3 separate regions of the Mus musculus genome follow, and all the other regions are linked to region 1. A link is a loop called in an ENCODE intact Hi-C map of the cell type or tissue named here. Cell type or tissue: gastrocnemius. All regions are shown on one strand.

Evidence for each region. Hi-C counts contacts between places; a loop is a spot of excess contacts. Peaks named below come from ENCODE experiments on the same cell type or tissue, not always from the same donor. Only the 100,000 strongest peaks of a DNase experiment are listed, where the experiment ranks them.
Region 2: it touches region 1 in a loop (10-fold over the local background); 35 of 42 quality-filtered maps call a loop at or near these places.
Region 3: it touches region 1 in a loop (2.6-fold over the local background); 5 of 42 quality-filtered maps call a loop at or near these places.

What each region holds. Positions count from the first base shown.
Region 1 is chr10:95,546,446-95,554,445 of GRCm38, forward strand. Nudt4 (nudix (nucleoside diphosphate linked moiety X)-type motif 4) reads right to left here. Exons shown (of 5, transcript NM_027722.5): 2 at 6,041-6,151; 3 at 5,004-5,048; 4 at 3,331-3,415; 5 at 562-3,045. The coding sequence ends at 2,843. Among named protein-coding and RNA genes, the nearest start is that of Mir3058, 8.9 kb to the right of the region's middle. In gastrocnemius, CTCF peaks have their summits at 4,202 (motif pointing right) and 5,423 (motif pointing right); DNase peaks (open chromatin) are centred at 2,865 and 6,074; H3K27ac peaks cover 4,196 bases.
Region 2 is chr10:95,853,701-95,861,700 of GRCm38, forward strand. All of the region lies in intron 3 of Gm33377 (a long non-coding RNA gene), which reads left to right. Among named protein-coding and RNA genes, the nearest start is that of Gm33543, 15 kb to the left of the region's middle. In gastrocnemius, a CTCF peak has its summit at 4,682; no DNase peak of the experiment used is centred here; H3K27ac peaks cover 230 bases.
Region 3 is chr10:95,795,450-95,803,449 of GRCm38, forward strand. No RefSeq gene overlaps it. Among named protein-coding and RNA genes, the nearest start is that of Gm33377, 18 kb to the right of the region's middle. In gastrocnemius, a CTCF peak has its summit at 3,096 (motif pointing right); DNase peaks (open chromatin) are centred at 5,441 and 6,168; H3K27ac peaks cover 4,317 bases.

The sequences.
Region 1 (8,000 bases):
AATAGAGACCAGGCTGGCTTTGAACCTGTGATTGATTAGCATAGCAGTGCTGCTCTCCTTGTCTCCCAGAGCTTAAAGGCATGTGTTATTACTACTTACCCAGCCCAAACTACTGCATTTAATCACTGCTCTGAAACTTCTAGTTCTTTTACATGTTTGAGTGGAAATTATAGTAAGGAATGTCCTGTTATTTTTCTAGTTTTGGTTATTAACCTATTAGGAAACTTCATGGCGTTAAGCCACCAATCCAAGTTAGTCGAAGTGCACAAGAGCTGTGTGTGTGTGTATGAAGTCTGATGTGAGTTTTACTGTAGAATGCCACATGGAAGTATAGAATGGCTGCACATGATATAAATCTAGCTGAGGGAACAGATTCTATACAGCAAAGGCATAGCTCTGAAACCTGTGTGTGTGATGCTGTGAACCTCTGTGGGTGCTGGAACCAATGTCAGATCATTTCAAAGAAGAGCAAACACTCTTAAGCCATTTCTCTAGCCCCCTGTAAAAGCATGTACCTGAAAGATGAAAACAGGCTCTTCTTAAACTAAAAATAAACATACAGAGGTTGTTTCCATTTTTATTTGATGTTTCCAAACGTAAAAAAGTCAAGATTCTTACAATTCTTACAACAGTTCGAATGCAACCATCTCAGATGAGACCATGCAAAGCAACTCTTGTACACATACCCTTTTCTCTCCTTCACCTTTGCTGCTTCATACGGTGTGACTGACAACTGGATGGCTTGTCCTTGGTGGGAAAATGCCATTTCTTTACACCACCACCCAACAGTTTCTACTTTTTTGCAAGTCAATTTTTAACAAGTTACTTTGCTTTTTTCTTTTAAACATTAGGAGGCACATGGAACTGGAGAATTTAGCTGCCCCGTTTTATTCAGCGCCTGCACAGATAAGCACAAACAGCAGTCTCCCCGCTGCAGGCGGCTGGGCTGGTAGACATGAGCTCTACTAGATTCAATTTCCTTTAGATCTTTCAAGTTCTGGGTTCCAGAAGAATAATGAGGAGCCCTCAGGTGAAATTTAACAGTGAAGCTGCATTCAGTTGCATTCTGTAAATCTTTGCTATTTGCATAGACTAAAGACAGTTTGCTAAATGGCACTGAAAGAAATCCTGACCCAGGTGACATGACTTAGTCCAAATGTTTCTGACCAAAGAAATTATACAACAATATTTATAGGCTAACTTTTAAAGAGATGGTTGACATGAATACTGTACATATTTTACATATAAAATAGGTTCATGCATTATTACCTCTGAGAGTATCGTGTACATACAAACCCCCAAGCACTTGTGATGGTTTATTTGCTGGAAGCAGTATTCTATACAAAACAGTCCAGTTTCTCTGTTGTGTTTAGTACAGGGAAGAATTGCAGAGAATCGTGAGAAAACAAGATAGAGAATGACAATCTGTGGGTTTCTTTAAAATGTTTCTTTTAAAACACCCAGAGTACATGACCTCTGTACAAAGAAAAATATAAAAGGTCTGGACGATCACGCTTGGTTACACTACATAATTTAGAATGAGTACTACTGGCTGAGTTCTTCTGCTTTGGAATCTAATGCTTTTAGTTCTGCTGCATCGGTGGCCCAAGATCTCATTATGGAAACGGTGCCAGTTTTCCTTACAGGCAAGGACCCTTGTCAGCAGCACTATTACAGTTTAAAGGTTAACAAGCGACAGAACAAATGTCTTCACTGTCTTAAGCTTGCCAGTTAGAGTATTTACAAAAGGTTAATAATGGCTAAAGATCTTTTCCTCTTCTCCCCCTTCACTTCCTCCATGAAGTCATGGTACTTTTTCATGGGATGGCCAATTTTGAGTCAGCACAAAGGCGAGGTACAATAATTCTTGGCTCGAATGTTCTAGTTTCCCCACAGTTAACTCATCTGACTCGTCACTTACTGACCCTCAAGACAGTGTCTTAGGCCTAGAACAGCCATCTTATTTAGTGTGACAAAGTCGTCACTGACCGGCATCCAAGGTTAGTCTAGTCCAGTGGTGAACAATGTCTCTAAATCAGAAACTGAAAATATATTTAAAGAGTACTCACCCTTGAGGGAAATGTGGCCCCTAATAGAGTCTATGTCAAAGAAGGGAAATAGCAGCTGAGCGTGCTAAATAGATTTCTATAACCAGTTTCAGGATGAGCTATGCAGAGCCACGTGTAAGTACTGACAGTTTTCCCTAAAAGACGGCACACTTTCACATCAAATCACTGTGGCAGAGGGGAACCGGTCCTAGTACATGGACCGTGACATAATTCTGCCTGTGAACAAATTCTCAGAAACAGGAAGCTGAAGTGCTTTGTCAAAGGCTCCTGGCCCATACAAACACGGCCCAAATCTGCAGTTTACAAAGGGAGAATATGACTCTCTTTAAGTTTTGGGGTGGATAGATTTCTTTAAATACCAAGAATTTTTCATTAATTCCCAACAAAGATTTGGTGTCTATTTTGATACTGTAAGAAAAAAAAAAATTGGGCAAAAAATATACCCAATAACCAGTTGATCTGTCAAAACAAACCATAGAATGTTAAGTGGACAAAAGTGAAAATGTCAAAAAGGTTATAAAAATGAAAACCAAAGGAATGGGGTACAATGAAGGCTTTAAAAAAAATTCCACATGGCTTTGGCATCTTAAAATATTTTTTGCTATTTTGTTATTTATTTTAAAAGACTTGAAAGCAGATGAAATACATGCAAATTATTTGAAATCCCTGCATAGCAAATACAGAGTTTGCCAGCAGCAGTCAGGTGTGTTAGAAGTGAAAGAGCCTCTCCTTGTGACATGTGCATCACATGATGGGGGAGGGACCCCAACCCTCTATCTTATACTGGATGGCACCCCAGAGGGCGGCGCAGCAGTCACAAACAAGGCATTGTTATCTGGGAGGGAAGGGACCGAGGAATTTCCATTGGTCGGAGAACAGCCCAGCTTTAGTTTTTCCAGATACTCTGCGTGGACAGGCTTATGACACTGAAGAACCTTGATTGCATCTTCTACTTTGAACCACTCTCTCTTCCTTCCTAGAGAAGAGTACAGCAGCAGTCACTGTCAGGTCAGTTTAAGAAGGCATACCCTACTAATATACAAGATTTCCTTTCTTTCCCCCCAAACAATGAGTTTTTTACTTCCTAAATGACTTAATAATATGGTAGGGAAAAATCATAAGGTAGTTCAAAAGTAGAACTACATGTTCACCCCTCTCAAAACAGTAACCAAAAAAATCAGTTAAGAAGGAATGGCAGAAGGTGGGAGGGACCAGAAGGAATGGCAGGTGGGAGGGACGGAGTAAAGGAACAGAAGCTCACCTATATTCACGGAGTCTTCCCAGTCTTCCAATATTTCAGTGACAGTCAGAACATAAACATATGTTCTGTGCTTCCGGTCTTGATTCTGCTTGAATAGAGAAAAAAAGCATTTTAATTCAGGGCTCTGGCCCAGTGACCAGCACGGCTGTTTCCAGTGTGACGGTGCATAGTGTAGCAATGCAGACAGAAGTGTGTATATATAAAACACACACCTCAAAATTGGCATTGGCAGGATGGCTCAGCACAGAAAAGCTGAGTTGGATCTTGGGAGCCTACAGTAGAGGAAAATCATTCCCAAAAGCTGTTCTCTAGCCTTTACACGTGTGCATACATGAGCACAGGCATGCACGCGCGCGCACACACACACACACACACACACACACACACACAAAAAAAAAACTTTGCACTGAAGATGGTAGGCATAGTAGTAGTTCACAGCTGAAATCAGAACCTGGAGGACCAAGGCAGGAAGGATTCAGTTTCAAGGCCGCCTGGACTACCTACCTAGCAAGTTCTAAGCCAGCTGAGGTCAGATTTACGATCCTGTCTCAAGACCAAAGACACTAGTCTGGGTATGTTGGTGCACCCCAGAAACCTCAGCATTTAGAAGCTGAGACAGCCTGCATTACAATGATGTATCTCAAAATCTGAAACGGGAGGTCCAACACCGCCAATGGGAAATTGCTAAAAACATGTCACGTGCTGTGATACTCTAAAGGGAAAAACTGCTGGCTGCCATTTCCTGTCAAATAGTGTGCTGTCTCCTTAACCAGTTAAGTTTTAGTTATGATTTTTCTTTACAAACTGGCCATAGTGACAAAGGTGTAATTGGTTTCTACACATTATCACAGAAAAATTTGTATTTCTCACTTTAACCAGAAGATGGTGCTATGTAACCACAGATAGGCATTTTGTGTAATATTTTAAGAACTACATTTAAAAATTTTTTATCTTATGTGCCTGCATATGCCTGAGTGAGGGTCAGGTCCCCTGGAACTGGAATTACACTTGTGGACGTGGGTGCTGGGAGTTGAACTCAGGTCCTCTGGCAAAACAACCAGTACTCTTACCTTGAATATTCTTACCATTGAGCCATCTCTCCAACCACAAGAACTGGTGCCTTATCAATTCCAATACATACACACTTGAATTCCTAAAGGCTTAATTAACTCTTGGTTCTACCAAGAAAGACTGAGCTAACTCTTACGTTTTGATGAGGGAAGACCCCGTACTTGTGGCACAGCACACACCACACTGACTAGGGATTCACTGACTTCTCAACCCAGCCTCTCTCTCCACCGTCCCCTTGCTGAATTCCATCCTGCCTCGTTAGTGAGAGAACACAAATGAGGTTTATTTTAGCATTTATTCCTTGTACCTGAGTTTTCCGTGGTCCTTCAAGTCACTGTTTGTTGTTCAGCGTCACATGCTGAACTAGACAGAACCCAGTCGCCCCCAGATCTTAAGACCTAGATCTCAGACTGCTAAAGATGCTGCCTATGCCCATGTGGCCAGTCTTTGTGTGAGCTCTACTCCACGGTCAGACATGGGTAACTACCCAGCCTCCCCCGATGCTAACCAGTGGCCTGCCTGCTGGTCGTTTTAGAGGAACCTGGTGCAGGCTGCTGTTAGGAAGAATCAGGAATCAAAGTGAGGGCTATTTTGTGACTCACCTCAAATATTCCGAGCAGTCTGCCTAGCTTTCCTTTGACTCCAGCCTATTAAAAAAGAAACAGGCTAGGTAAGTAAAATGCTTATCTTCATAATGATTCATTATAAGCTATGTTTTGTTTCAACTTCTGAATCTAAATAGTTCAGGCGTTCCCTAGCAAGTTAGCTGTCTAATTGTAAATTTCTTGGCCATACCAAGACTCACTGCCTATGTATAGAATAATGGCTCAATTCACACACAAATCCCAATTGCCTGGATTGATTAGATGACTTTCATTTAAAAAGAAATGACATGGGTGATAAAAAATGAACTTCTTATCAAACTGAAGGAAAACAATTTTCTGTATGAACTAACAGACTCCCCCCACTTCTCAATTTTTAAAAATTTTCATTTATTGTATGAGCACTTTGCTGCATAGACATCCTTAGGCCAGAAGAGGGCATCAGATCCCCTTATAGATGGTTGTGAGTCACCATGGGACAGTTGGGGATTGAACTCAGAACCTCTGGAGAAACAGCTGAGCCATCTCTCCAGCCCAACTATACCTTCTTACAAACCTGCCTTCTTTTCCAGGCAAGAGCTACAATTCTCTAGCCACCATTCAAAGGGTCCTGATTCCTCACCCCTGTTACTATAGCAACAGCAGCAATGGCAGTGCTTCCTGTCAGTGAAGCTGGGAAGCATTTCCCCCAGGAAGCCCATCTCCCAAGACTAAAACCTTCCTGAATGTACCCGGAAGCCCAGTGACAGAGTCTAGCATATACTACACACTTCTACCTTACATGGTCTCATCTGAGTGTAAAGCCAAGTTCCAATCCTGAGGGAAGGGACAATCAGGCCACTTGAGATTTTGTGCATGAAGGTGTGACACCTTTTATTATTGAATTTTAAGGCAGTTTGAATGTAATCTAGACAATCCTTATAAACATTGCAGAAGAGAACACTTCTGTCAACTGCCTGCTTGCATTTGCTCAGGATTACCTGGCAAAAAGCCAGAAGACCCTCCTGTAAAACCCCTCAAGACAGCCTTCATCTCACCTCTTCATACACTTCCCTCACAGCAGCACCGCCAGGCTCCTCCTCCGGCTCCATCCCTCCTCCTGGGACAATCCATTGGTCTGGGTACCGACTGCTACTCACCAGCAGCACCTGTAGAACCCATAGTAGCCACAGACTTAGGCACTAAGACACAGATAGCATTTTCATGGCTGTTGCTGGACTCTGGATTAATCCACTCTGAAATCTCACTGAAATTATTAAGGGCACACATCAACAGGATACAGACTGACATCACTAAACCATCCTACTTCTGCAGACTCATTTATATTGGGGTGTGTGACTTTGGCTAGCCTGGAACTCTGGCTCCTCTGGGATTATTTAAACTACCAGATTTAAGAAGTGCAGTTTTTGAAGGGCAGTGGTGGTGCACGCCTTTAATCCCAGCACTATGGGAAGCAGAGGCAGGCAGATTTCCGAGTTCCAGACCAGCTTGGTCTACAGAGTGAGTTCCAGGACAGCCAGGGCTTCAGTTACTCTTGAGCTATATATAGAATCTTTTCTCTTCAAATTAAAGACACAAGGCCACAGGCAGGCCACCCTGTTCACCCATGATCTAAGAGTTTGTGAAGACCAGTGCTGTGAGAAAGAAGTAGGGAAATGTGCGAACAAACACTAGCTGAGCAGAGTGTGAAGCTCACAGTTAGGTGGGAAGAGGGGCCTGCATATTCCAAAACCATTTGATTAAGCCAGTCAGATAAACAGCTGTTAACTTGTGTCTAGAACAAGGGCAAACTACAGTGCACTAGTTTTGAACAGCTCAAGCTGAAAAGGAAAACAAAAAACAAAACAAAACAAAACAAAACAAAAAGGTTCTTTTTTCTCTTCCTTTGTTTTTGGAAATGGGATCTTGCTGTATAGCCTAGGCTATATGGAACTTGGTATGTAGCTAGCACAGGCTATGTATGCTTGAACATACTCCTCTGGCTCTTAAAATTAAAAGCTAGGGATTCTATAGAAGATGCCAGGTGGTTTTTATGTTTTAAATTATGTAATATTCAGACTTCAGTGCTCATAAGTAAAACTTTATTAAGCAGTAGACACTATCACTCACTTTTGCATTTTGTCTGGTGCTTTTATGCGGCTGTGACAGCAGAATTACTGAGAATAGACCAGATGAGCTGCAAAGCCTGGAATAGTCACGTGACCTTTCACAGGAGAAACTTGCAGACCCATGATCAAGAAGAGCATTAAGCCCACAGTATTAAAAACCAAAACAAACACCACCAACAACAACAAAAAGCCCACTCTCACCATAAACAAGGATCCAAGTTGCTAACTCAATAGCACTGAGGTACTACTGCAGTCATTGTTCAAATGAGAAACTGAAATGCATTCATTCAAGTAGTACAAGTCTGAAACAACCGAACACTCCTGAAGGTAGCACATGTCTTACCTATCCTGAACTATGCTGCCTTCAAATACATTTCAACAGTCTTCCCGTGGACGGGGAACACACCACATTCACAACTTAGTTGATGGTACTTGGGATCAAACCCAAGGCCTTGGACATGCTAGGTATCCTAGTCGGCTTCCCATTGCTCTGATAAAACACTGGTCCAAACCAACTTGGGGTAGGGAGCAAAGGGTTTATTTATTTGGTTTATACTTCCAAGTCACCATCCATTACTGAGAGAAGTCGGCAGACGCTGAGGAGGACAGCAGGGAGCATTGAGACTCACTGGCTTATGCTCACCACACTTACACAACCCAGACCCACTTGCCTAGGGATGGTGCCACCCACAACGGGCTGAGCCTGCCCTCCCACTTCACTTGGTCAAGACAATCTCTTACAGATATAGCCTCAGACCTATCTGATCTACAATTACTCAACTAAGGTTCCCTCTTCTCAGGGAAATCTGTTGTGTCGAGGTGATAACATAACATTAGCAAGCAGCACAGCAGGCAACCACTCTAAAATTGAGCTATATCCTCATCTCCC
Region 2 (8,000 bases), 310 kb after region 1:
GTGGTTCTCAACCCCTTGGGGTCACCCACCCTAAGATTGTCTGCATATCGGGTATTTACATTATGATCTATAACAGCTGCAAAATTACAGTTAGGAAGTAGCAGTAAAAATAACTTTATGGCTGGGGGGTTACCACAGCATTAAAGGGTTGCAGCGATAGGAAGATTGGGAACCACAGCTCTAAGGCAACCCAAGCAGTAGAAAGCCAAGGTTTATTTCTGTTAGGAAACCCGAGCTCATCTTCCCTCTCCAATCCCACACTCGCACATTTTTTATCAGCTTTTACCTAGCTGTGGTCTCTCCCAGGAGCCATCAAAGACTTTTCCCTTAAACTCTCCCTGAGCATCTTTTTTTTTTTTTTTTTTTTAAGATTTATTTTATTATACATAAGTACACTGTAGTTGTCTTCAGACGCACCAGAAGAGGGCATCAGATCTCATTATGGGTGGTTGTGAGCCACCATGTGGTTGCTGGGATTTGAACTCAGGACCTTTGGAAGAGCAGTCAGTGCTCTTACCCGCTGAGCCATCTCTCCAGCCCCCTATCTGAGCATCTTATAGTCTCCCTGTCTGAGCATTTTACACTCTACCTGTCTGAGCATCTTACAATCTCACTGAGGTTTTCTTTCCATATCGTTAGAATCATGTGATAAATCAACAAAATCTGAGTGCTACAATCTAGGGCCGTGTTTTTCCAAGATGTCTTCCTCAAGATGAAGGGGAGTTGGTGCTTAGTAGGAAATGGGTATCCTGGCCAAATGCATTTAGAAAACGCCAATTCACCAGGGTTCTATACACTATGTATTCTGAGCAGGTTTGGTACACTCACCCTGATAGTGAGCACAGATGCCATGGGGTGGGGATTGGTAAAATGTGGAGAGGCAGTTATTTGATTTTCTTTCAGATTATAGAAAAACAATAAGAATATATCAAATAGAAATATCTCATTTGACATTTTATTTTTCTGGACAGGGTCTCACTCTGTAGCCCAGGCTGACCAGGATCTCCTGGCAATCCTCCTGATTCTGTCTCTTGAGTACTGGGATTATAAGTGTGAGTCATCACACTGGGCTTGGCATGAACTTAGGTACATATGTAAATTTAAAGGTTCCTGCAACTATCGTCAGAAAGGTAAAAACAAGCAAACAAACAAAAAAACAAAACAAAACAACCAACCAACCAACCAACCAACAAATCAAATCAAACAGGTGAACTATTTATAAGCAGGCTTCTGTTTTGTTTTCTGACTTAAGTCGGGCTCTCATTTTGTAGCCCAGGTTGGCCTCAAACTAGCAATAGCAATGTAGTTCAGGTTGACCTGGAGATCCTCCTGCCTCTGTTCCAGAATGCTGCTGTTATGCTAAGTATGAGTTACAATGGCTGACTTGAGCATTCTTGATTTCAAAGCAGTTGTAGGTTTTTGTAGCCAAACTGAACAAAAGTACTGGAGTTTACACATAGCCTCTGCCTCAAATCTGCCTTGCTTCTGCTCCTATCCCTTTTCTGATGATCTATTTTTATTTAGCTCAGTAGGTAAAAAGACCATTATTTATTTATTTATTTATTTATTTATTTATTTATTTTTTGGGTTTTTTGGTTTTTCGAGACAGGGTTTCTCTGTATAGCCCTGGCTGTCCTGGAGCTCACTTTGTAGACCAGGCTGGCCTCGAACTCAGAAATCCGCCTGCCTCTGCCTCCCGAGTGCTGGGATTAAAGGCGTGCGCCACCACGCCCGGCTAAGACCATTATTTAAACATCAATCAATGTAACATGATTGAAGGGATGTGCTGCATGTCTGTTTTGCCTTTTCTGTACACTGTTTTGGTCTCTTCATTTGAAAATGTAGCCTGAGCCCTACTGCAAATGCTTGCCAGTCACATGTGGCCACTGGCTCCTGTGTGACTGCAGGTGTAGAGGGCTGGAGTCTGGAAAACCCGGTTCCAGGAACAGGGTTGGGGAATGCTGGCTAAGTTTCATCCTGCAGTCACACAAATGTATTTCAGGACCCTGAAATTCTGCAGTGATTTTTCCGTGAAATACAGGCAATGCTATACATAATGCACAAATTTCATGACTCCAGGGGGGCAATTCATCCCACTACACCATGATTCTAGCACAAATCTTTTCCTTCATAGGAGGGAGAAGTCCAGTTTCCTTCCTGTGCCCTTTGGGAGTACAGCTTTGGATTCCTTGTCAACTGGGTTAGAATGGGGCTTTGTCTAGGGACCCAGAAGACTTCGTTAGCCTGGATGCCTCAGCTTGCCATTCTACTTGGAGCTTTTTAGAATCATGTGTTGTGATCCTTAAGATTTGCAGGACTTCTCCAGACTAGCTTTTCTTGTTCACATCCAAGTCTGTCAGGCAGAGTGCCTGAGGATTCCTGACCATAGACTGTTGTGATGGGCGATGGTCTTTGGGCCTGAGGGTAAAAAGGGAAAAGAAAAAAAACAAACAAACAAATGAAAAAAACCAGAGTCTTGAAGCTCCCAGATGTCTTAGTTATTGTTCTATTGTTGTAAAGAGAAAATATGATAAAGGCATCGCTTATAAAAGAAAAACACTTAACAGGGTAAAAATGTTCTTGATTTAAGAAGGTAGTAAGAATCCATGGCCATCACAGTGGGAAGCACACAGGTGCGGTGTTGGGGTAGTAGTTGAGTGCTTTACATCCTGATCCATAGAAAACTGGCAGAGAGAGAGAGAGAGAGAGAGAGAGAGAGAGAGAGAGCACCTGAGCCTGGTGTGGCCTTAGGCCATCCCTAGTGACACACCTCCTCCAACATGGCCAAACCTCCTGATCTTTCCATCAACTGGGGTCAAACATTCAAATATGCTCCTATGGGAACTGTTCCTATCTGTTCCAAACTACCACACCATGTATTCACAAACAAACGCTTACTGATCACCTACCAAGTGACAGTCCCTGTTACTGGTGCTGGGACACATCAAAAGACAAAGTTCTATGGGTGCTGAAAGATTCTAATGACAAAAGACAGATGAATTGCATAAGTACGGGTAGATTGGAGAGAAGTAGATTAATTTATTCTTTAGTTAAGGCTGTAATTGAAGGAAAGAGGGAACCAATTCAAGAACAGTTCTCTTAGCCTCTGTCCATTATCCATTGATATAAAATGGTACCTTTAATTAAATGATGCATCCTCCCATATGCCTTGACTCGTGTTTAGGTTATATATAATCGCCAACCCAATATAAATGTTGCATAAGCAGTTGTTAAGCTTATTGTTTGGGAAAAAATGACATGTCAGTACAGATTATGTGTAATAAATATTATATATCTATATATAGAAAGAAGAGCAGGGAGTCTTACTGTGTGACTTTGGCTGGGCTTGGAACCAGAGAGATCTACTTGCTTCTGTTTACTGAGTGCTGGGATTAAAAGCATCACCAATCTCAGCTCAGACTATGCATATATAATATTATATATAATAAATATATATAACATATATTTTATAGTGCTGGGTGCAGAACTTATAGAGAGTTAATGGCACACATTTATAAGTACATATAAATACACACATAATGCTATTTTCTTGTTTATTGTCACATGCTTTTGTACCTTCAGTACTTTTGTGAACATGTGGTCTTTCTATGTAGATAATGAAACTATTGAATGACAACCAAGGTGTGTGTTGCTCACACAGCTCTCTACTGAGTACACAGCATGGGCTCAACCATTTCAGGAGAAAGAGAGGCTTCGCTCTCCGACTGTTCAACTTACAAGAGGTATCAGGAGCAAAACGTGTCATAATGAGCTGGCTACTCACCAAAAGCAGCCCTCACTTAAATCTTTCTCACTCTGCTCCAGTTCCTATCCTGCCCAGCAAGTTGTCACTGTGTTGCTCATAGCCTGGCTTATTGTCAGATATAACACAAGCCTGAGACGATGGGAAGTTGAAACAGTCGTTACACAGGGGGATTTGCCAAATTTTCTGGATTTTGTGGAGTTGGTGAAAGCAATACAGAAAAACCACTGGGATTATATGCCACGGACACCTGAGAACTGGACCGTGGTCTCCCTGTCCATCGTGGAGGCAAAGGATGTTGGGAACAAAGACAAAGGTTTTAAAGGGAAGGGCTGGCTCAATATTAAGGGAACAGAAAAGTTGCTTAGAAACCTAACATTTCAGAATAGCTTTTTAGTGCATGTCCTATTAAAAAATCGAGTCAAGTGTGAAGAACGTTGTATAAGCCCCATGGTGGCACATGCCAATAACCCCAAAATTCGGGCAGCTGAGATAATGAGATGTCAACGTTAGCCTGGCTACACAGTGCAAACTTATCTCAGAACAAAACAATTCAGGGGCTGGGCTGGAGCTCAGTTGGTAAATTGCTTGCCTAGCAAGTTTAGTGCTTTGAGTCTGATGTCCAGCACTGTGGAATTGGCATGGTGGTAGAAATCATTAATCCCAACACTCAGAGTGGAGATGGGAGTCAGAAGTTCTGGGCCTTCCTTAGCTGCATAGCAAGTGTGAGATGAATCTGCGTTACATGAAATCCTGTAATTTTTTTTAAAAGAATGAATGAATAAAAGAAGAAAGAAAGGAAGGAAGGAGAGAGAGAGACAGAGACAGAGAGACAGAGAGACAGATACAAGTTCCTCAAGGTCACAGAGCTGGTTTGAAAGACCACATCTCCACTACACAACACTGCCTCCTAGAGGAAATACACGTGTCAACTCTTAACAAGTTTGGAAAAAAGCTGTTGTAAAACCCCATTTTTTTGCAGCCCTCACAGAAATAACTTTTTTCATTAAGCAGTCTCATCTCAGAGAATTTTTGAGTGACAGATGAGTGTAGTATCTTACTGCCTTGCCACTGTATATCATACAGGCTAAAACTTTCAAAGTCTGAATATCCCAACTGCTGCTAGTTAGAGCCTGTTATCTTGTTTTCTTCCTGTCTCCAGGGCCTATTGGGAAAATTAAGCACATCTGATAAACGTTCAGCATCTAGATACCTTACCTTGTAGTTCAGCTGGGAGGCAGACACTAAATAAAATAATAATAAGATAAAATAAAACCTTGCCGCTCACAATGATATGCTGCCTTTGTCTGCCTTTCAAGCAGAGGAAAGCTAACGACCACGTATGGCTCTAGGCAAGAATGCTGATTTGCAGTCTCTTCAGGAAATTGTAGAGCTTCCGAAGAAGACAATATTCGTAGTCAAAATAGATTAAGTTGAAGCCAAGGGCAGAGCTAATGATACTGTGTGTTTGGTTGGAAACAAGTAGCAGACGACTAAGCTATGATAGCAGACAGTCTGCCCTGTAATCCTCCTTTGTTCTTAGGTCCCTGTCACCCACAGGATGGAAAAAAAAATAACATTTTCTATATGAGTACTTCACATTTTTGCAGATGGGTCAGAAAAAAAAAATCATGCTCTATAAACAAATGGGATGCAGGGCAAGAGAGGCAAATGTGTGTCTTTGGGAAAGAGTGGGCCTTCACGCCGACGTTTTCAAAGGATGTAAGAAAATCCTACAGCATTCTCTAGGATTCCAGGGAGGCCACACTGCCTTACAGAAGGGGCTAGAGAGAGTGGCTTCTCTAATAAAGATGGGGTGTCAAGGGTAGTAGACTACCAGAAATTTGCTTTGTATTAAAATGAATTGTAGGCAAGGATTCACAGAAAGATGTATATATACACTTGTGTTTGTAGCAAAACTACTCATGATTGCCCGAAAGTGTAAGGACTCTGTGTCCATGAACAGATAAGGCAGAACAAAACCACAATACATTTATAACCTGGGACAAAAAGCAGCCTTATAAAGGAAGGATATTGTTTTATTATTATTATTATCCACTTATTTATTTTATTTATATGAGTACACTGTAGCTGTCTTCAGACACACCAGAAGAGGGCACCAGATCCAATTACAGATGGTTGTGAGCCACCACGTAATTGCTGGGAATTGAACTCAGGATCTCTGGAAAAGCAGTCGGTGCTCTTAACTGAGCCATCTCTCCAGCCCCATAGAAAGGATAATCCATAACTGAGATGCACCACACTTGAGTCTTCACACTGTGCTAAGCCAAATAAGTCAACCACAGAAGGAACGTGGCATTGATGAGTTCCTACAAAGCCAGGAAATAAAGCAAGGATGTTGTTAGTGTGCATCAGAATCCCTCAAAAGACTTGTTAAAGCAGTTTCCTGGGCACTCTCCTTAGCACTGCCTGTTGGGACACAGAATTGTACTTCTAAAAAGTTCTCTGATGGGGCTGATGATGCTACTTGGAAACCATGCTGAGAATTAACGAGCTAACCTGTGCTCTTATTTATTATAATGTAACAATAGGACTTGTTCTGTCTAAGGAAACTTGTAGGAACCACAGGGTAACTCGATGTGTTGAGAGGACTCAGTGGTGACAGTATGATGAACCAGTCACCTTGCAGGTGACTTTCTTTGCTCTAGCATATGGGCAGTTACTGATCTCTGTTAACTGAGTGTGACCGTTCAGATGTTTTCCACTGAAACATGTGGACAAAGACTCATAGCATCGTGACTCCTCATCAGCTTCTCCGGTCTATTCAGATAGTTTGTGAGGTCCCATTTAAGGATGATCCCTTGGGCCTTAAAACTGAGGTTAGATTAAACTCAGGGTTACGCAGGTTAGCATTTAATGATGCTCTAATTAGTTGACGAGAGGAATAAAGATATTTGGATATGGTTTGAGTGTGTCTCACAAAGATTTGTGTGTTTGGGATCTTGGTTCCTAGTGTGGCAATGTTAGGGTAGTAAGACCTTGAAGGCGTGAGATCTAGTGGGACATTGAAAGACTGGCCCGTTCTGCTTGATCGGTATCCTGATCAGTAACATGATTTATCCATCCTCACATCATCAGCTGTATTGAACAATGGTGTCCTCACCAGAGCTGAGCAACTGCCAAAGCCACACCCTTAAATCTTCAACATATGAGATAAATAAATCTTATATTTATAATGACATCCTTATAAATCTTATATTATAATGACATCAGGTGTTTTATTAACAAGAAGAAGAAGGAGAAGAAGAAGAAGAAGAAGAAGAAGAAGAAGAAGAAGAAGAAGAAGAAGAAGAAGAAGAAGAAGAAGAAGCCACAAGTGGTGGCATGGGTCTGTGATCCCACATTGGAGCAGAGGTTCAGTGCTGAATGAGACTGCATGGCATGACCCTGTCTCAAAGTCAAGGAAACAAAAGCAAAACCACGCCTCCAAAAAATATACAAAGGAAGAGGAGAGGGAGGAGGTAGAGAAGATGAAGAGGAAGAAGGAGGAGGGGTAGGGGTAGAGGAGGAAGAAGGAGGAGGAGGAAGAGGAAGAAGAAGAAGAAGAAGAAGACGAGGAGGAGGAGGAGGAGGAGGAGGAGGAAAGCAAGCAAGAGAAAGAAAGAAAGAAAGAAAGAAAGAAAGAAAGAAAGAAAGAAAGAAAGAGAGAAAGAGAGAGAGAAAGAGAGAAAGAAAGAAAGAAAGAGAAAGAAAGAAAGAAAGAAAGAAAGAAAGAAAGAAAGAAAGAAAGAAAGAAAAGGAAGGATTACTTCAGAAAATCAAATAGTTGTTATTACATTGGAAGGGCCAGATGATACATAGTAAAACTTTTGAAAATTTGTTTGGAAAAGTAACAGGACAGCATGAAAGTTCAAAGACAAAACATTTATGATGCTATCCAAGCTTCAATAGGACCACCTTTGTAGAATCTTAGAATGAATTGTCTCAGCAGTTCCACAGCTGAATATGAATAGTTTAATCTTCCTTCCTGCAACCCATGTCTCAGGTTTTAAAAATTCCACAATTTCTTCAGCATCACTTGACAATTTAGTCAAATCAAGACACTGGTCCTCTTTTTTCTTTTTTTTAAACTTATCTATTTGCTTTACACCCTGACCACAACTTCCCCTCCCTCAATTCCTCCCAGGCCTCCCTCACACTCCACTCTCCTCCCTTTCTCTTCAGAAGAGGGGAGCGCCCATGGAGATCGACTTGGCACATCAAGCTGCAGTAAGAC
Region 3 (8,000 bases), 250 kb after region 1:
AAGCAGGGTGTCGCTAAGTGACAGAATACTTGCCTGGCATGTGCAAAGGCCCTGGATTCAAGTCCTAGTACCACAAAGTAATAGCACCAGTGAAATCAAAGGCAAGTAGACAGAAGTCCCGACTGCTGACCAGAGTTCATCTTTCTGGTCCTTAACTTGGTTTCCTCACTGCTGGGACGAGGAAGTTGCTTGTTTTGTTGTGTCTTTTTCTTAGGAGGAAGTTACCTTATTTCCTGGCCCTGACCACTAGCTGGAGTCAACATTTGGATGCTGCTCCATGCAGATGACCCCTGCCAAGCAGATCAAGTCTTCATCATGTGGTTAACAGTGGCAACCATGAGTCGGACATGATCTCATGTTCAGGGGATGTAGGGAGAGACAGGAGCTGGACTCTGAAACTAGAATACTGAGTTCGAATCCCAACTTTGTTGTTTCTTGGCTATATGACCATCAACAAGTTCCTTAGCTTCTCTGTCGCTCAATTTCCTGGTTTTTAAAAGGAGTTAAATGTATTGCTTAAAAAGTAGATGACTTCAGAAGGCATCAGTGGCATAAAACAGTTATGTGTCATATTGTGAGGTATTCTCTCTCTCTGTATCTGTCTGTCTATCTCTGTTTGTTTTTTTTTTTTTTGAGACAGGCTTTTTCTGTCTAGCGTTGGTTGTCCTGGAACTCCTCTAGACTAGGCTGACCTTGAACTCACAGAGATCTGCCTGCCTCTACCTCCTGAGTGCTGGGATTGAGGGCATTTACCATCACCACACAGCTCTGTTTCTTACTTTACATGCATGATGAACTCAACAGCCATTAAAAAAAAAGTGTTGTAATCCAGGAGGTAGTGTCGAACACCTTTAATCCCAGTACTGGAGGCAGAGGCAAGTAGATCTCTGAATTAGAGGACACAGAGAAATCCTGCCTCAAAAACAAACAAACAAACAAGCAAGCAAACAAACAAACAAACAAAAAAGTATTGTAGTGTTGTACATATGAAAATGTCACAATGTAACCCATTACTGTGTGTCTTATTTAGGGTTTTACTGCTGTGAACAGACACCATGACCAAGGCAAGTCTTACGAAAGACAACATTTAATTGGGGCTGCCTTACAGGTTCAGAGGTTCAGTTTATTATCATCAAGGCAGGGACATGACAGAATCCAGGCAGGCATGGTGCAGGAGAAGCTAAGGTTTCTACATCTTGGAAGGCTGCTAGTAGAAGAATACTCAATTCCAGGCAGCTAGGATGAGGGTTTTAAGCCCACGCCCACAGGGACACACCTACTCCAACAAGGCCACACCTCTTAATAGTGCCACTCCCTGGACCAAGCATATATAAACTATCACATTATGTGTAATTAATTTATGCTAATGAAATATGCCCACCATATGGAGCTCTTTGGTTTAATTTCAATGTGCATGTTTGGGGGAGGTCACAAAACTAGCAAGGAGACTATGAGAAAGGAAGAAGAGATCTAAAGAATGGGGAGGGGCAATAGGGATGTGAAATACATGGATTGAAAGTGAACGGGGCCTATGAAGGGGAAGACATTGGTCCAACAAGAGAGGTGGGGGGCACAGGAAGAGGGTGGGAGAGTGGAACCAATAAGAGCAGGGCTTATGTGAAAATGCTCTGATGAAGTCATTGCTGTATGAGCTAACCTAACAAACGCAGAACAAGATAAATGAAAGTGGGAAAGGCCCCATGTTTAGATCAAGCCAAGTGAATGAAAAAAATTGGCACAACTTAGTTTAGGATTAATGTTGCCGCATATTAAATACTGATGTCCCGTTCATGGCTCCCGAAGTGTGGATGGAAGAAAGCTTGTGTTCTTGGTGTGGAGACACAGGATGGTACAGTACCCTTGGTTTCTGCAGAAGCTCTGAGATGCAAGGAGTCCCACAAGGTCATGAGTAAAGGAGATGTTGATCCCATTTTTCTTCCACCACCAGGATGTAGAATCCAAAAGGGAAAAACATCCTTGATAGAAAAATATTCAATGGCCTTTCAATACTAATAATTACAGAGTTGCACGCTTCGATGTATGAAGCACCTGCCCTCACATAGGAGTTTTATGTGAGGCTGAGAATTAATATACTTAGAGATATAACCCCTAGAATAGACCGTTGTCTTTAAGTGAAGTCAGTTTGAAATGGGGCCTGCGATGCACAAAGTTTGAAGCCATTATATTATCCTATAATTCTGTTTCCTTGTTTTGCTTACCTGCTTTATGGTCCACAAAAGACACTAATTACAGTCTTCCCATGCATGGAGAGACTGGTGCAGGGAGTAGAAGAGAGCAGATTAAAAGCCTGCTGTAGAACCTTGTTCTCCGGGGCCATGAGTCTGGCCAGCCCTTACACTTTAGCATCCCGAGTAAAGCTGGCCAGGGAAATGTCTCCCTCTCTGTAAACATATGACCTGCAAAGTTAATGGGAAGCCGCTGATGTTCCTCCCCAGAATAGAATCCTGGGTTAATGAAAGTCAGTAGGCATTCCTCCCAGATGTCCAAAAAGAAATGGAAGTGTCGTTGCTCTCATTTTAAAAGCCGCAGATTAGGAAAACCTAGTTTAAAGTTATCTAAATGATAACTAGACACTAATTTCAGGCAGAAAAACACAGGCCACCTTTCCGAATCTGTTACATGAGCCTCTCTCCTAGGCTCTGCAGTTCCAAGTTCTCACTGGTATTTAGACGGGGGTTACAGTATCCGTGTCGTTCTGGATATGGAAGGTGACACTGTGCCCATCAGCTCTGTTGATGGATATATTAAACATCATCCGACTAGCAAGCGTCCCATCTAGTCATACTGCCCCCAGCTTATTAACCAGGTGTTGCGTAAGAGAGGAAAGGATGTTCCCAGTGTGCTGTCAGTAGGACACAAATCTCCAGGTGACTTTCTTTTTTATAAAAAAAAATTAATTTATTTTATTTTATACATTTTACCTGCGTGTATCTATACATACACACATCTATCTATCTATCTATCTATCATCTATCTATCTATCTATCTATCTATCTATCTATCTATCTATCTATCTATCTATCTATCTATCTATCATATGTGTGCAGTTCCTAAGGAGGCCAGAAGGGGACATTATCAGATCCCATGGAAATGGAGTTACAGACAGTTGGGAGCTACCATGTGGGTTCTGGGAACCGAATCAGGTCTTCTGCAAGAGCAACAGTGTTCTTAACTGCTGAGCCACTTTTTTCAGCTCCATTGAGCTGCATTCTCAAATGGATCTACTTATTCATTTACTCATTATCTCAGTCCTTCAGCCTACATATATGCCCACGACAGTTCAGATTCTATATTAGAGGCCATGTTTCAGGGGTTACTGTGATGCCACAGCTATTCTAGGTGGCTAATAGTGTAAGCAAGATTCCTTTGGATCTTTAAATCTATAGTGCATGTGAAGTTGGGCTTAAGGGATCTAGAAATCCCTTGAAATTAAGTACACTAATGGATCTGAATGCACACAGAAACATTTTCTAGAAACAAAGATCCCTATCTTTCATCATAATGTTAAGGAACTTAGGACCCAAAGATGATCAAAGAGTATTGATGTAGAAGGAAAGAAAGCCTAAGCTATCTATTTATTGATCGAACGATAGATAGATAGATAGATAGATAGATAGATAGATAGATAGATAGATAGATAGATAGATTGTGAGAGAGAGAGCAAGGAGAGAGAGAGAGAGGAAAGGGGAGAGGGGGAGAGGGTAGAGAGAGGAGAGGAGAGAGAGGGGAGAGGGAGGAAAGAGGAGAGAGGAGAGAAAGGAGAGAGAGGAGAGAGGGGAGAGGAGAGAGAGGGGAGAGGAGAGAGAGGAGAGAGGAGAAGGGTGAGGGATGAGGGGTGAGGGGAGAGGAGAGAGAGAACATGAGTTAGTTGAATTGGGCTGAAAACCAGAGAGATAGAATTCTGGCTCTGACTCCCATCCCTTACTGGTTATATAAGCTTGGGGCAGCAATTTCAATGCTCTGGGCCATAGTCTTTCGTTAATTTAAAATGAGGTATTAAACCCACTCGGTCTGTGTTTGTCAGAAGGCCTAAATAAGATATAATACATGTGAAAATGCTACACTGTAAATTTCTAAAGCCAAACAAGGCTTGCAGAAATTACTGCTTTAGTTTGGGGCATTATTGGGAGAACAGAACCATTCATTAGCAACACCGCACTTTCCTATCATTAAATATGTTGTTTGTCCTCTCAAGGTCTTTATTCATGGATTAAAAATAAATCTGTTATGCATTTTGTTTCAAAGGGCATCTGATAAGGCTTTAAAAGTTTAAAACTATAAACTGAATAGTAAAAGGAGCAACTGAAAGTTAATGGAGCAGGACTTGTCAGGAGAGAGAGAGACTATATGCTGAATTCGAGATAACATCCATCTCATTTGCAAGGAGGAAATCTCTAACCCTCAGAATTATGCTAGAAATTTCCCAAGGGGTTGATTGGTACAATGCCCATGGTTTGATTAAATTCTTCACAGGACTTTTGGCCATGGGCACCCAAGGTTCCGGAACAATTATGATTAAAAAAATTTACTCATGCCAAGTCAGTTACAGGAGCAAGAGCTCCTGCCCCAAGTTTAGCCTGGTGGGATGATGCCTGCGATTTAGTCTTTCACATAGCAAAGTAACACAGTCTCCCTTTGGGGTCCTCTGACTCACTGTGCATCTAGATTATTAGGCTACTCATGCTTAAACAGTTCATCCTCTTGAGTATTTCTGAACTGTTTGCTTCCACGGTCAGGGTTAGGGTTAGGGTTAGGGTTAGGATTAGTGGGCTCCTCGAGAGTTTAAACCCATATTCTTAAAATACAGCTCTGCAGTGGACAGTTTAGAAAGTGGCCTAGCCTCCTCACCAAGGTAGAATTCTGAACAGGAAGGACCTATCCAGGTTCCCTTTCTGGCTTTTAAAGTTCGGCAAGATACAGTGTGATGGGTTGTCATCTGTTGGGGAGAAATACTTGATGTGATTGCTTAACTTCAGATATTATGAAGCCAACGGAGTGGTGTGGTGATGACTATATTTTAGGCCCATTATCAGATTCTTATTCATTTTTTTTTTTTTTGCAATAAGAACTACAAGACACCCCCAGAGCTATATTCATGATCCATTTCATTTAGCTAGGGTTTTGGAGATAATGTTCAACCAACATTGTGAGTAAAGACCCTTGAGAGGCTTGTATCTGAATCTTAGCTTCACTACTGACTAGCCATGACCTGCATCAAACTAATTTTGCTGAGGCTCCAATTTATAGTCAGTACAATGGGCTCAATGATAGCACCCCTTAGTAGAGGGTATTGAGAAGACCGAAAGAAGCAGAGGGCTCTCCGTTAAAGTGTTAACAGGGGGCCTGGAGCCTGAAGTGTGATCAGTGCCTTGTAGCATTTGGTGTTAGCCAAGGGAAGAGTGTGGGACCAGCTCCAGGCTGCAGCCTATTTGATGTGCTCCCTGTCATCCTGTGGCAAGGGCTCTGAGCTGAGTCTTTGTCCTTCTCCAAGCTTTATTAGTCACTGCAGACTGTCATTCTCTGTTTAAGCTTCAAGAACAACGGCTGCCTAATGTAGGTCTCTTTCTTTACCCTGAGTTGGAGTTGGGTTCCTATATCTGGACACTGGACTCTTTATCACAATGATTCTGCATGACACAGTGGTTGGAGGCAGAGGACATAAAACCCTCAGAGACAAGAGACCCCTCCCCTCTCTCTCTCTCTCTCTCTCTCTCTCTTTTTTTTTTTTTTTTTTTTTTTTTGCTGGCGTTGCAAACTGGAAAACAATTTCCCAGCCACCCTTGCCTCACGCTGCAGCAGAGGCTCAGACTTTGTGGTGTAATCATTTCATGCCCAGAGCTATGCAGCAGAAGGCAATTTACTGTTGGATCTTGAAATGGCTCCATTAAATGAATGCCTTTTGATTTAATAATCATTAGCGTCACACAAGACGCTGACTCTTAAGTATGGGCTTGGGGGAGAGGTGAAGCCTGGAATGCACTTTTCATGCTCTGTATTTTCGAGGTAGGCTTCTGTCTGAATTGACATCTCTTGAGCCAGCTCAGAGGGAGTGTGCATTTTCGGTTGCATTAGAGATCATGTGCATCACAAGAAGACTGGCTTCTGGTTGGGCTGGTGTGCTACTGTGAATACAGAGGGTGTGCCAGAGCCTCACTCTGGGCTGAGAGGTTCCTGCTGAGCTGGGTTTGCTGGGCCAGCTAGCAAGCTGGGGAACAGGGAGAGTGAACTATTTCTGGAACACTTGTAACCAGGCCTGGTGCTAGTCCCAGGGTCTCTTGCTGCACTAGAAGAAGGCAGAGCTCTCTTTCTCTGAAGTCATGACTCTTTTGGACTTGGGTTCCTGACTTCTGTCCATCTTCTCCCAGTCTGGTTGTATTTGAGTCCAGGAGTTAATGAGAATCATACCCAATCCACTAGATCAGTGGAATACATTTGTCACAGGGAATGAGGAGTCCCCAAGAACTAAGAATTTCAGTGTAGCTTGAAATGTTAATATAGTCTAATGCTGTGCTTTTGAAACAGGCACTTAGAAGCATTGCACACACTAGCAAGATTTTGCTGAAAGGACCCAGATATAACTGTCTCTTGTGAGGCTATGCCAGGGCCTAGCAAACACAGAAGTGGATGCTCACAGTCAGCTAGTGGAGGGATCATAGGACCCCCAATGGAGGAGCTAGAGAAATTACCCAAGGAGCTAAAGGGATCTGCAACCCTATAGGTGGAACAACATTATGAACTAACCAGTACCCCGGAGCTCTTGTCTCTAGCTGCATATGTAGCAGAAGATGGCCTAGTCAGCCATCACTGGAAAGAGAGGCCCATTGGACTTGCAAACTTTATATGCCCCAGTACAGGGGAATGCCAGGGCCAAAAAGTGGGAGTGGGTGGGTAGGGGAGTGGGGGGAGGGTATGGGGGCCTTTTGGGATAGCATTGGAAATGTAAATGAGGAAAATACCTAATAAAAATATTTTTAAAAAAAAGAAAAAAAAAAGAAGCTTTGGTTGTTGGAAAAGCACTGAGTCCTCACTTGGCTCAAAAGACAACTAAACATGGGGTAAACGCCTGGTTCCTCTGGTTCTTTTTCTTGTCGTCTTTCTATCTCTTTCCCTTTTACTAAAAGCACAGAGATAGCATTGCTTTGGTTTTGTTTTGTTGTTGTTTTTGATACAGGGTTTCTCTGCGTAGCCCTGGCTGTCTTGGAACTCACTCTGTAGACCAGGCTGGCCTCAAACTCAGGGAGTTCACCCATCTTTGTCTCCCAAGTGCTGGGATTAAAAGCATGAGCCGCCATCACCTGATTGCTCTTAACCTTTCCTCTTAAGTCCCATTGGACTCTTGGAATAGCAGGACCATACAGAACTGAGCCCTCTCCACATGAAGGCCGTTATCCAGGAAAGGGAGGTAGCATCACAGAACAGGTCATGGCAGGGATAACTGAGACATGGCCAACCAGAACATCCTGCTTAGTAAATCACACTCCTGGCTGTGTCCAGTTCTTCCTCTGCTCAGCAAACCTCATGTCAAAAGCCCAACACTGGACTTGGGGGGGGCGGTCACTGGACCCCTGCATTTGTCTCTTTTCCCACTGTGGCCCACATTGGATAAATCCCTCTCTGCTTTGCACTGCTACTCAGACTGTCCTGGAACTCTATAGACCAGGCTGCCCTCGAACTCAGGGTCTTTGCCTGCCTCTGTCTCCTGAGGGCTGAGTTGATTGGCACACTGGGTGTGGGTGGCTGAGTCCAGCCAGTTTGGGCCACTGAATCCTGAGGCTTTTGCTGTAAAAACTCCAACTAGGTCCCATCTTAGGGTTTTATCACTGTGAAGAAAAGCCATAGCCACAGCAGCTCTTATAAAGGGAACCATTTAGTTGGTGTCTTAGTCAGGGTTTCTATTCCTGCACAAAACATCATGACCAAGAAGCAAGTTGGGGAAGAAGTGTTTATTCAGCTTACACTTCCACATTGGTGTTCATCAC